Linked DNA regions of Homo sapiens: region 2 is linked to region 1. Evidence: chromatin contacts called from ENCODE Hi-C data. All regions are on one chromosome and are shown on one strand. Each heading gives the region's core, a stretch centred on a gene start or an enhancer-like site at or near the end of the contact. The rest is flanking DNA. Distances are from core to core; before and after follow the strand shown.

What was found. A loop is a pair of places that touch in the nucleus more often than their neighbours do. Pooled maps may share reads with other maps.
Region 2: a loop to region 1 is called in a map of CD8-positive, alpha-beta T cell, with 6 times the contacts of the local background. The contact joins the promoter of KDM1A here to the promoter of OTUD3 in region 1. A Hi-C loop is called at or near these places in 2 of 168 maps with a recorded cell type or tissue (CD8-positive, alpha-beta T cell and naive thymus-derived CD4-positive, alpha-beta T cell) and 7 of 50 pooled maps.

Annotation. Positions count from the first base shown.
Region 1 is chr1:19,880,717-19,886,637 of GRCh38, reverse strand. It overlaps OTUD3 (OTU deubiquitinase 3), which reads right to left and starts at 4,243. Exons shown (of 8, transcript NM_015207.2): 1 at 3,904-4,243. The coding sequence starts at 4,124. The region is part of intron 1 of LOC105376823 (a long non-coding RNA gene); the gene reads left to right. RefSeq lists a silencer at 3,700-4,039 and an enhancer at 4,410-4,459.
Region 2 is chr1:23,016,219-23,021,822 of GRCh38, reverse strand. KDM1A (lysine demethylase 1A) reads right to left here and starts at 2,355. Exons shown (of 21, transcript NM_001009999.3): 1 at 1,876-2,355. The coding sequence starts at 2,226. RefSeq lists enhancers at 1,178-1,863, 1,864-2,551 and a silencer at 2,039-2,108.

The sequences.
Region 1 (5,921 bases), core at 2,994-5,493:
AGAATCATCTGTAAATTTTTTTTTAAAAAACATCAATAACCAGGCCCCACTCTAAGATTCTGATGTAGTTGATCTAGGGGAGAGCCCAGGCCCTGAATTGTTTCAAAAGTTCCTCCCCAGATATTCTAGTATGGCACCCAACTGAAAACCACTGAGTGAGGCACAAAAGATGGCACTGCTGTTCAGGTGACACAGGCAATAATTAGACAAGATGATGTGTGAATGCCCTTCTACTACTGTGATCCTGCAATATTAAAAACAAAACTAAAAAATAAACTACTTGTTAGTAATAAGATAAACAGCTAAAATTAGTGATTCTTCAATGTTTCAATTTTAGAACACTGCTAATGAGTAATGTAACTCAGAACTACATTTAGTAAGACCCAACTAGATAAGTTCAGAGGGATGTTAATATTGTACTGCCTAATAAATAGAGTTATACATTCTTTTCACACTATAGCCAATCATGTTTTTAAGGAAAACATCAAGGTTAAACTATTTCTTTCTTGCTTTGAAAAATGAATCCAATTTATGTGGGTCCACCTTCCAGACAACACGTGAAATATGAAGCTGGTCCAGGAAGCATTACAAAACCCTCTAAGTAGCTCCCTGATTAATCTACACTAAGCTGACTCAACCCATGTAAAGGCTGTATTACAGGATATTGGTTAATTCATCCCTAAACCCCCTCAGGTTCCAGAATGCTACAGGTACCATATTGCCAACAATGAACATGCTCATAGATACTGTATCAGGCTACTCCAGATTGTAATCAAATCTGAATGAAAACAGGGAACGCTAGAGATGTCAACTATTTTTTAATAGTCTTTAACTTCATTATATTTCACCTGAGTCCTTAATAAACATTAATAAAAGAATCCGTTGTCCAGGCGCGGTGGCTCACACCTGTAATTCCACCACTTTGGGAGGCCAAGGCGGATGGATCATGAGGTCAGGAGTTCGAGACCAGCCTGGCCAACATGGTGAAACCCCATCTCTACTAAAAATACAAACAAATTAGCTGGCTGTGGTAGCAGGTGCCTGTAATCCCAGCTACTCAGGAGGCTGAGGCAAGAGAATTGTTTGAACCCAGGAGGCAGAGATTGCAGTGAGCCAAGATTGTGCCACTGCACTCCAGCCTGGGTGGCAGAGTAAGACTCCGTCTGAGGGGGGTAGAAGAATCTGTTGACACCTGCCAACCCATCACATACACAGGAAACACCATCCCCTGCAGTGATAAAGTCTGTCATCACCACATTCGAAAGGACTAGGATACTGACGAGGGCTGAACCACAGTCCAGCTAATGGAACTCATGTGAAGAACTTGTGAACAGAAGGTGGTTAGCTCCATGAAGCCCACACAAGAGGAAATACGATCATTTTATCTAACACTGTCCGAATAACAGGAACCTTGGAAGAGAGACATGAGCACTCCAGTCAAGCTGGTTTCTGGAGCCTAGCTTCACTGCCCGTTACTTCTACCCTTGTGCCCTACACTACCCGTCACCCTAAACAACCTGTAGATCTCCCAAAAACATCGTGTCCTTGTGCCTCTATATATACTCCTTCTCAGATGGGACCGTTCTCTTGGTGTACTCCTATTGGTCCTTCATGACCCAATCAGAGCATGACACCCTCTGAGAGGCATCTAGCAGTGTATCCAATGAGTATTTACCGAATGAACGAGAAGGACTTCCTGGCCAATTCATAGAGTAGTAGCCTTTTCCTTCTCAATAGTACCATTATAATCAGTCACTGTTACTAAAAATATATCAAACTATATTTTAATTATTTGTATCATCTGTTCTCAAAGTGTGACTCAAGGGACCGGAGATGTGGGAAGGTCTCTGATATGCTTTCAGGGTATCCGTGAGTTCAAAACTAAGATGTAATGTACCTTTTTCATTCTCATTCTCTCACAAGTGCAGTGGAGTTTTCCAGAGGCTACCTGATGCATGAAGTCATCACTCTGATAGCTAATGGAATGTGTGTGTATTCTTGTGTTTTAACTTTGTTTTACTTTCTAATACAGTAAATACTCATAGCTATAACCCATATAAAGTTCTTTCGGTTTCTCAGTAATTTTTAAGAATGCCAAGAGATCTTAAGACCAAAAAAGCTGAGACCCACTGTTACGTGTTTCTACCTTAGGCTATGAAGTCCTTAAGTATCTTAGTCATCAACATATTCCCAGCACCCTACTTAAGGTGTGCTGAATTAACTTGAAAAGTATGCTGTGTGTGTATGGGGGTGTGGGGATAGGGAGCAGAAGTAGTACCCCCAAAGTTTCCCATAACCTTATGAAAGCCCCCTCAAGAGTTTACAACTCCCTGTGCTAATTCCTCCTCATAAGTAACCTTCTATTGAGTACTTCAGTTTCCTGGGCACCCTGACATTGAGAATACCATACCCAGTATAGCAGACACAAGCAATCCAATCATTTGCAAGGAAAAGCCCCAATGTCCCACGCCAATTCCACTGTATTCAATTGGTATTTCTGTTTCTATAAGGGTGTCTTGGGCTTATGCTTAGGCTAGCTGACCTCCCTCTATTATTTTTATATTTCATTCAGCAAAAACGTACTGACTGCCTTCCATGTACCAAGCACTTTGCCAGATGATGGTGAATAAATGTAATCAAGTTCCAACTGCATCTTAAGCAAAAACAGCAACGCAGCAAAGTGTGGTGAACTCTTTGTGAGCAAAAAGAAATCCAATCTGCCTGAAGCAATGAGCATAAACAGGAACGGTGGGAAAGGGAAATTAGGACCAGTTCACAGTCTTAATCAATAAGCTGCAATGTAATGTGAAAATTTTTAAAACACCTTATTCTGCAGTTAATATCTAAGGCAATTCCTGGCCGGGGGTGGTAGCTCATGCCTGTAATCTAGGCACTTTGGGAGGCCGAGGCAGGAGGATCGCTTGAAGCCAGGAGTTCGAGACCAGCCTGGGCAACACAGCAAAATCACCGTCTCTACAAAATAACAATAATAATGAACTAAGGCAATTCCTTATGGTCTTTAATTTCATTTTAGTCTTCCCTCTGCAGGATCTGAGCACTCAAATACGGGGAGGAAAAAAACAAAAGCCAGGCTGTTATTAACACTCTCTCTTCCAAAGTGACACAGCTGACAACCAGACCCCTTTTTACCTGCCCCTGCAATGGGGATCCTAACTGTTCTCCCCTCTTCCTGACCCTTTTCCTTCTTCCATCCATGTTCCTGGAGCCATATCCCCTTTCTTGAAGCTAATTTTCTTCCTCCTCCCCACTCTCCCCCTCCGCGTTCCCTAAAGAAAGCTGGACCTGGATCCAGTCTAAGTCCCAAGAAAGCTTGGGGAAGCACCTTTGCTTACAGAGAAACTGAGGCCCATGGAAGGAAGAATTAGAGAAGCTGCCTTCAGCTCAGTAAACAGGCGACCTAATTTCACAAATGTAAATGGGGGCACCACCCAAAAACCAAGGACTCAAAGGAGGCAAAGCGTTCTACCAAGTGGGGCTTACTCAAACTCCTTCAACTGGTCTTATCGTCATGATAACTGTTTTTCCAATGCCTGGCTCCATCTCATTCCTTCAGAACTCAGCTTAAATGTCACCTTTGAGAGAGCCCTTCCTGGCCACAATCCAGTGGCCCTGCTCCCATATACGGTCTCAGCACCCACTTTCTATTTCGCTCGCGGCGTCTGCCATGATTAGGACCCTTTGGGATCCCCGCGAGCGTCTCGGGGCGAGGGGCTTGTCCGCCTCACTCGCAGCTGGACGCCCTGCACTCGGAGCGTGGCTGGCTCGCGGGAGGCGCCCGGGCCGCCCGAATGAATGGATGGATGGACGCGAGCGGGCAACGGTCGCCAGGCCGAGCCCGGCGCGTCCCCCGGCGCCGCCTCCCTCGCTCCCGGCCCGCCTCACCCGTCCCCCGGCACCTCCCGCAGCTTCAGCCCCAGGGCCTGCAGCTGGTTGGCGAAGCTGACGAACTCCTCCTCGCAGCCGCCGCCGCCGCCAGACTCCGGCCGATTCCGCCGCTCCTTGGCCAGGGCCCGGCGCGCCGCCCGCTCGTCCCGCTTGCGCTCGGCCTCGGCTTTCCGGCTGCCGCTGCCCGGCCGGCTCTTCGCCGCCTGCTTTCGGGACATGGCCTTAGCCTGCAGTCCCCAGCGGCAGGAGGGAAAGGCGCAGGACCCCCCAGCGTCCGCCTCAAGCGTTGGGAAGGTAAAACAGCGCGGGCAACGGAGCCCGGCGACGACTACGCAGCAACCGCGCCTGCGCCGGCGCCCAGCACCCCGGTCACATGATGGAATCCCCGCCTCTTTTGCGGGGCTCGGCGAGCAGACGCCATAGAGAGCTGGAGGGGCACCCATCTTGGTTTGTTCTATTCCGCCCTCTAGTGGTGGATGGTACTCAACGTGAGTGGCAGGAGCGACCGGAGAGGGACCAGAGAGAACAAAGCAGGAACAAGTCAAGCAGAGAAATTAAAGATGATAGAAGAGTGGAACACAGAGCAGCGGCAAAAGTTAGGACCGGAGATGAATAAAAACGATTTAAACTCTTGCTGCGAGCCTACTACAGTTGGATAGGCACTTTCACACGGCTCATTCTTGTTTAATTATCCCCAAATTACAGGAAACTGAATCTGAGTGGTTAAATAATTTCAAGATCACACAGCTAAAAGGCAGAGCTTTGCCCTGGCTCCAAAGCCCGCATACTTGTTTATTTAATCCTGCCCTTCATCTCTCCGCCTTCCTTCGTAACTCAAGGGAGAGGTCGCCCTTCTGTCCAAGACCACTGGAAATCCTAATTCCATCCTAGAGCGACCCACCTAGGTTTGCCTGGACTAGAGGTTTTCTTGGGATGCAGGACTTTCCGTTTTAAAACTGAGACAGACCAGGCTGGGCGTGATGGCTCACACCTGTAATCCCAGCACTTTGGGAGGCCGAGGCGGGCTGACCACAAAGTCAGGAGATGGAGACCATCCTGGCTAACACTGTGAAACCCCGTCTCTACTAAAAATACAAAAATTAGCCGGGCGTGGTGGCGGGCGCCTGTAGTCCCAGCTACTCGGGAGGCTGAGGCAGGAGAATGGCATGAACCCGGGAAGCGGAGCTTGCAGTGAGCCGAGATTGCACCACTGCACTCCAGCCTGGGGGACAGAGCGAGACTCCATCTCAAAAAACAAACAAACAAAAAAACAAAAACAAAAACTGAGGCCAGGTGCAGTGGCCCACGCCTGTAATCCCAACACTTTGGGAAGCCGAGGCCAGGGGATCGCCTGAGGTCAGGAGTTCGAGACCAGCCTGGCCAGCTGGCCAAGATGGTGAAACCCCATCTATATTGCGTGAGGCTGAGGTTTGGAGTACAAATGAATCTGTCACCCAGGTAGTGAGCAAAGTACACAATACACAATAGGTAGTTTTTCAACCCTTTCCCCCAACTGCCTCCCGACTCTTGTATTCCCCAGAGTCTATTGTTCCCATCTTTGTGTCCATGTGTATCCAATGTTTAGCTCCCACTTATAAGAACGTGCAGTATTTGGTTTTCTGTTTCTGCCTTAGTTCACTTAGGATAATGGTTTCCAGCTGTATCCATGTTGCTGTTCTCCCCTCTTCCTGGACATGATTTTGTTCTTTTTTATGGCTGCATAGTATTCCATGGTGTATATATACCACATTTTCTTTATCTAATCCACTGTTGATGCGTACCTGGGTTGATTCTATGTCTTTGCTATTGTGAATAGTGCTGCAGTGAACATACGGGTGCATCTGTCTTTTTGATAGAACGATATATATTCCTTTGAGTATAGACCCAGTAATGAGATTGCTGGGTCGAGTGGTAGTTCAATTTTTAGTTCTTTGAGAAATCTCCAAACTGCTCTCCACAGTGGCTGAACTAATTTACATTCCCACCAACAGTGTAAAAATGTTCCCCTTTTCCCC
Region 2 (5,604 bases), core at 1,106-3,605, 3.1 Mb before region 1:
ACAGATGTCTTTGGGGATGATGAAAAGGTTCTAAAATCAATTGTGGTGTTGGCTGTACAATCTTGTAAATATGCTAAAAACCACTGAATCATACATTTTAAAATGGTGAATATTATTATACATGCATTATCCCAATAAGCCTGTTTTTTTGTTTGCTTTTAGACAGTTTCGCTCTTGTTGCCCAGGCTGAAGTGCAGTGGCACGATCTGGGCTCACTGCAACCTCTGCCTCCCGGGTTCAAGCAATTCTCCCTAACTCAGCCTCCGGAGTAGCTGGGATTACAGGCGCCCGCCACCACGCCCGGCTAATTTTTTGTATTTTTAGTAGAGACGGGGGTTTCATCATGTTGGCCAGGCTGGTCTCGAACTCCTGACCACAGGTGATCCACCCGCCTTGGCCTCCCAAAGTGCAGGGATTACAGGAGTGAGCCACTGTGCCCAGCCAATAAATCTGTTTTTAAAAACATCTTATACGTGGCTTCTGGCCACCTGTCTATTGAAATCGTAAAATAACACTCTTGACTTCTGCCCTTTATTTCATTTCTGAGGGCTGGTGTCACCAACCTCTGTGCTTTTCTAACCCATGCTTTGGTAAAAGCTCCAGAAAGTCTTGCCTCCAAAACGGTCTTTCATCCAGCACTGGTTATACTTTAGAGAGTTGGCTCAAGTAGGCAGATAAATATGAGAGCTCTCAGACTGGGTAATACTCATCTCAAGAAGCTCCCCATACACACTGACTTGGTATTCCCACTTAAAAATTATGTAGACAATTTTTTCAGGCATAAATTATATAATCTGCAAATTTTTATTTAAATGTTGACTACACGCACATATATATCCAGGTTGTTTTTTCCAACTAGACCGACCATTAAATCTCCAGAAAAGGCCCAAGTCTAAAGTCTGCGCCCTAATACTGCCCCAGTGCCCTGCACACAGTGTCCCATGTGGTCCTTTGTTTCAAGGGCTGATGATACCCTGTAACAACATGAATGTGGGAATTACATTCCACTTCCATCACTTATTTAGCTTTGTGACTTTAGGCAAGTTGCTTAAATTGTGTGCCTCAGTTTACTCATTCCTAAAATAGGGCTAGCAATACCTGCCCGTTGATATTTAACAACAACAAAAAAAAGTAATGTTGGTGACACGCTGAATATAGCATCTAGGACACAGACATTTGAGGCAGTCACTGTCTGTATATACTGTTTGGAGTCAAATCTTTTCTTCCCATATATTTGCATTTTGACTATTATTTGCTCTCTCAATCAGCAGCTTCCTCATCTGCAAAATTCTGCGCCAAAAGATCGCTGAGAGGATTTTAAAAAAGAAAAAAAAAAAGACTAGAACTCCTACCACACAGCAGGGTTTTGCTCAAACAAAAACAAAAGCAAAAACGACCCTTTCTTTTCATCTCCCCGGCTAAGGCGATTTCTTCAGCATCAACCTACAGCCCCCTCGTGCACCCAGCTGAAACGCCATCAATATCGCCCAACAGCTTCCAGACCTATCTGTGAACAAACAAGTGAGGTCTCCAAGAACGCCAACCGTAACCCCACGTCAGGGAGCCATTTTCCAGTCAAGAAAATGAAAAGGTGTGCAAGAAAGACCTAAGGAATAAAATACCCCTCCCAGCAATCATCGATGCCCCTTCCCACGTCGCTCGGGACCCAGCACAAAGACCGCAGTCAACACCGGCAAAGACTTTTCCTTTCTCACCCCACCCGTCCAGCTAGAGGGGACGTGGCGTGCGCAGCGATACAAGGGGAGGTCTGAGTGGTCGCAGGGCCCAAGACCCGGCGGCGGCGGGGGAGGGCGGAGAAGCCTCGGGGAAGCTCGGCACCAGGCGGTGTCGTTTGAGGGAAGGGTCGAGCCTTACCTTCGCCCGCTTGCGCCGGCTGGTCCGACGCCCCTCCGGAGTCTCTGCTATTCCAGTTTCCATGGGGGTCGCAGACCCAGGCACGACAGTAGGGCCGGCCTGAGGCCCTGCGGACCCCGGCGGTTCCGCCAGGCCCCCGGGGGGCGAGGCCCGCGGAGGCTCTTTCTTGCGGGGTGTGCGCTCCCCCACCGCCCCCGGCCCGACCTCGGCTGGGCCCGACAGGCCCGCGGGCTGCGCGGCCACCTCAGACCCGTTCTCGGAGCCGCCTGCTGTCCCAGGGCCAGCCTCCGTCCCGGTTGCTGCCGCTGCAGCCGCCGCCGCCGCGGCTGCCGCCTTCTTCCCAGATAACATCTCGGGCCGCCGGGCCGCCGACGGCCGTAGGGGCCGCTCGCTCTGTCGCTCCGTGGGTCCGAAAAGCCTTGCCTCGCCTCGCTTCACGCTGCCCGCGCGCCGCCAACCGCCGTCGCGTACGCACGCGCCAAGCGCGCTCCCGCCGCGCCGGGACAAAAAGGGTCGGAGACACCCACGAGCCCCGCCCCTCCCCCGCAGCCATAGAGCGGCGTTCTCGCGGCTAGAGTGGCACCGCAGCAAAGAACGTGTAGCTTGCCTAGAGCGTCTCCCCGGCGTTTGGAGTGGGACCTGGCACAGTCCGTGGTCTTAGGGCTTCTGGGCCAGACTAAACCTCCGAAGGTGACCATTTCCTCCAGGGACTTTCGGGTTTGCATGCGTGCGTTCGTTCATTCACTCACCCAATTATTCGTTAATTCAACCAGTATTTATTAATGCTTGCCTACTACGTAACAAGGGTTACATTATGAAGTTCTAGCTTTCAAAGAACTTACAGTCTAATGGGGGAAAACACTGAAATATGTTGGTAGAGCGTCTTACTTATTCATAATTGCCCTGCTTGGACTGGGCAAAAAACTTGGAGAGCACAGCAGTTTCGATGGTAGTAAAATGGAGACAAGTTACGAAATCCAGGTTTGAGTCCAGACGGAATTGCTCTTGTCTCCAAGCCTTTGTTCATGCTTTTCCTTCTGGCTGGACCCCAACCTCATTCGCACTCCATGTCTTGCGCTTCTCCCATCCCCCATGTCCCCCATCCCCCATGTCCCCCATCCTTCATGTCCCCCATCCCCATCCACATAACACCTCTTTCTACTCCAGGTTAATTCTTTCTAATAATGATAGTAGCGGTTTATTCTTTTAATTTTTCGAGGAATCCCTTGCTAACCCAAAACTGGAACAGGTCGTGTACTTTTAGCATGCGTGTACTTATTACACAAACAATTGTCTTTTTAATAGTCTGTCTCTTCGAAGTGAAATTGTCAAAAAATTATTCCATTTACATGAAGTTCAAGAACTGGTAAAACTAATCTCCAGTAATAGGCTCCAATCAGCCCTTGCCTGAGATGGGGGTCGGGGGTTGACTGCAAAAGAACAAGAAAGAACTTGCTGGGGGTGATGGAAATGTTTTATATCTTGATTAGGGTGATGGTTACATAGGTGTATATATTTGTCAAAACTCTATGAACTATCCATGTAAAACAGGTATGTTTTATGTAACTGTAGTACTTCAGTAAAGTTGTTTTTTGTAAAAAACTAAGCAAACAGACAAAAAGGCAATCAAATGTAGAAAGGAAAAAAAGTAAAAGCTATGCAAGAAAGAAAATGTATCCGAGTGGCGTGGCACGCACTTGTAGTACCAGCTGCTCGAGAGACTGAGGTGGGAGAATCACTTGAGCCTAGGAGTTCATTCAAGTCCAGCCTGAGCAACATAGTGAAACTGCGTTTCTAAAAAAAAAGAGAAAAGAAAAAGAAAGAAAATATAATCATAGTACAACATATGGCTCAGCTGTGAACTGTATTAACATGACCATAAAAACGTAAGCAGTGAATATTGTTTTATTTATTTTTTCTGTTCTTTTGTTTGTTTGTTTCTTCTTTTTTTTTTTGAGACAGAGTCTTGCTCTGTTGCCCAGGCTGGAGTGCAGGGGTGCAATCTTGACTCAATGCAACCTCTGCCTCCCAAGTTCAAGCGATTCTCCTGCCTCAGCCTCCCCAGTAGCTGGGATTACAGGCGTGTGCCACCATGCCTGGCTAATTTTTGTATTTTTAGTAGAAACAGGGTTTCGCCATGTTGGCTAGGCTTGTCTCCAACTCCTGACCTCAAGTGATCCTCCCACCTCGGCCTCCCAAAGTGCAGGGATTACAGGTGTGAGCCACCGCGCCCCGCCGAGCAGTGAATATTGTTTTAACCAAAGTGATAGAATTACATTAAGAGAATGGAGAAAAAAGAAAGTTTGTGGGGAGAAAGATGAGAAGGTTTTAAGGATTTAGGGAAGTAGGGAGGTTGTTGGGGGAGGTGCTGCTTGGGAGCTAAATTATTTTTCACCATAAAAATATAATACATAATGTTGGCCAGGCGCGGTGGCTCATGCCTGTAATCCCAGCACTTTGGGAGGCCGAGGCGGGCAGATCACGAGGTCAGGAGATCAAGACCGTCGTGGCTAACACGGTGAAACCCCGTCTCTACTAAAAATACAAAAAAACTGGCCGGGCATGGTGGCGGGCGCCTGTAGTCCCAGCTACTCGGAGGCCGAGGCAGGAGAATGGCGTGAACCCAGGAGGCGGAGGTAGCAGTGAGCCGAGATCGCGCCGCTGCACTCCAGCCTGGGCGACAGAGCGAGACTCCGTCTCAAAAAAAGTATATATATATATATATATATATATATATATATATATATATATATATATATATATATATATAAAATACATAATGTCAAAATTGAGAAATCAAAAAATAATATAAGCATACTATTTAGAAATATCAAGGTAAATACAGAAGAAACAGCTAAAAAAGTTGGAATTGGTTGTCTCTAAGGCTTGGAACTTGACGGTGGAAAGAGGTGAGGCAGTGGATTGGAGCTTGTTTTAAATCCTGTAGTTCTATCTGACTTGTTTGCACATTTAATAGTTTGATAAAACTTGAAATTAGATGTTAAAAACATACATACCCTTTGACCAAGTAATTCTACTTTCAGGAAAGCATTCTAGGGAAAGATTCAGTATGTGTACAGATTTAACTTCAACACTGTGTATCTCAGGTTATACGTAATGACGATAAAGGAGAACTAACCTAAAAACCCAACAAAGGCCAGGCACAGTGACTTGCATCTGTAATGCCAGCATTTTGGGAAGCCGAGGTGGAAGGATTGCTTGAGCCCAGGAGTTTAAGGCTACAGTGAGCTATGGTCACGCCACTGCACTCCAGCCTGGGCAACAGAGCAAGACCCTGTCTCTAAAACAATAAAAATTTTAAAAAGCCCCAACAAGTGGTAACCAATTTGATACAATCATACACCGCATAACAATGTTTCCATCAACAACAGACTGCATATGAGATAGTGTTCCCATAAAATTATATAACACATTTTTACCATACCTTTTCTACCTTTTCTATGTTTAGACAGAATTGCTACAGTATTCAGTACAGTAACATGCCATACAGGTTTGTAGCCTATTAACAATACACTATACCATATAGCCTAGGTGTGTAGTAGGCTATACCATTTAGGTTTGTGTTAAGTATGCTCTATGATGTTCACACAACAATGAAATTGCCTAATGGCGCTTTTCTCAGAATGTATCCCATCGTTCAGTGAGGCATGGTCCTAGCAAGGCATGATTCTATATTGGAATATCACAGCCACTAAAACTGATATTTTT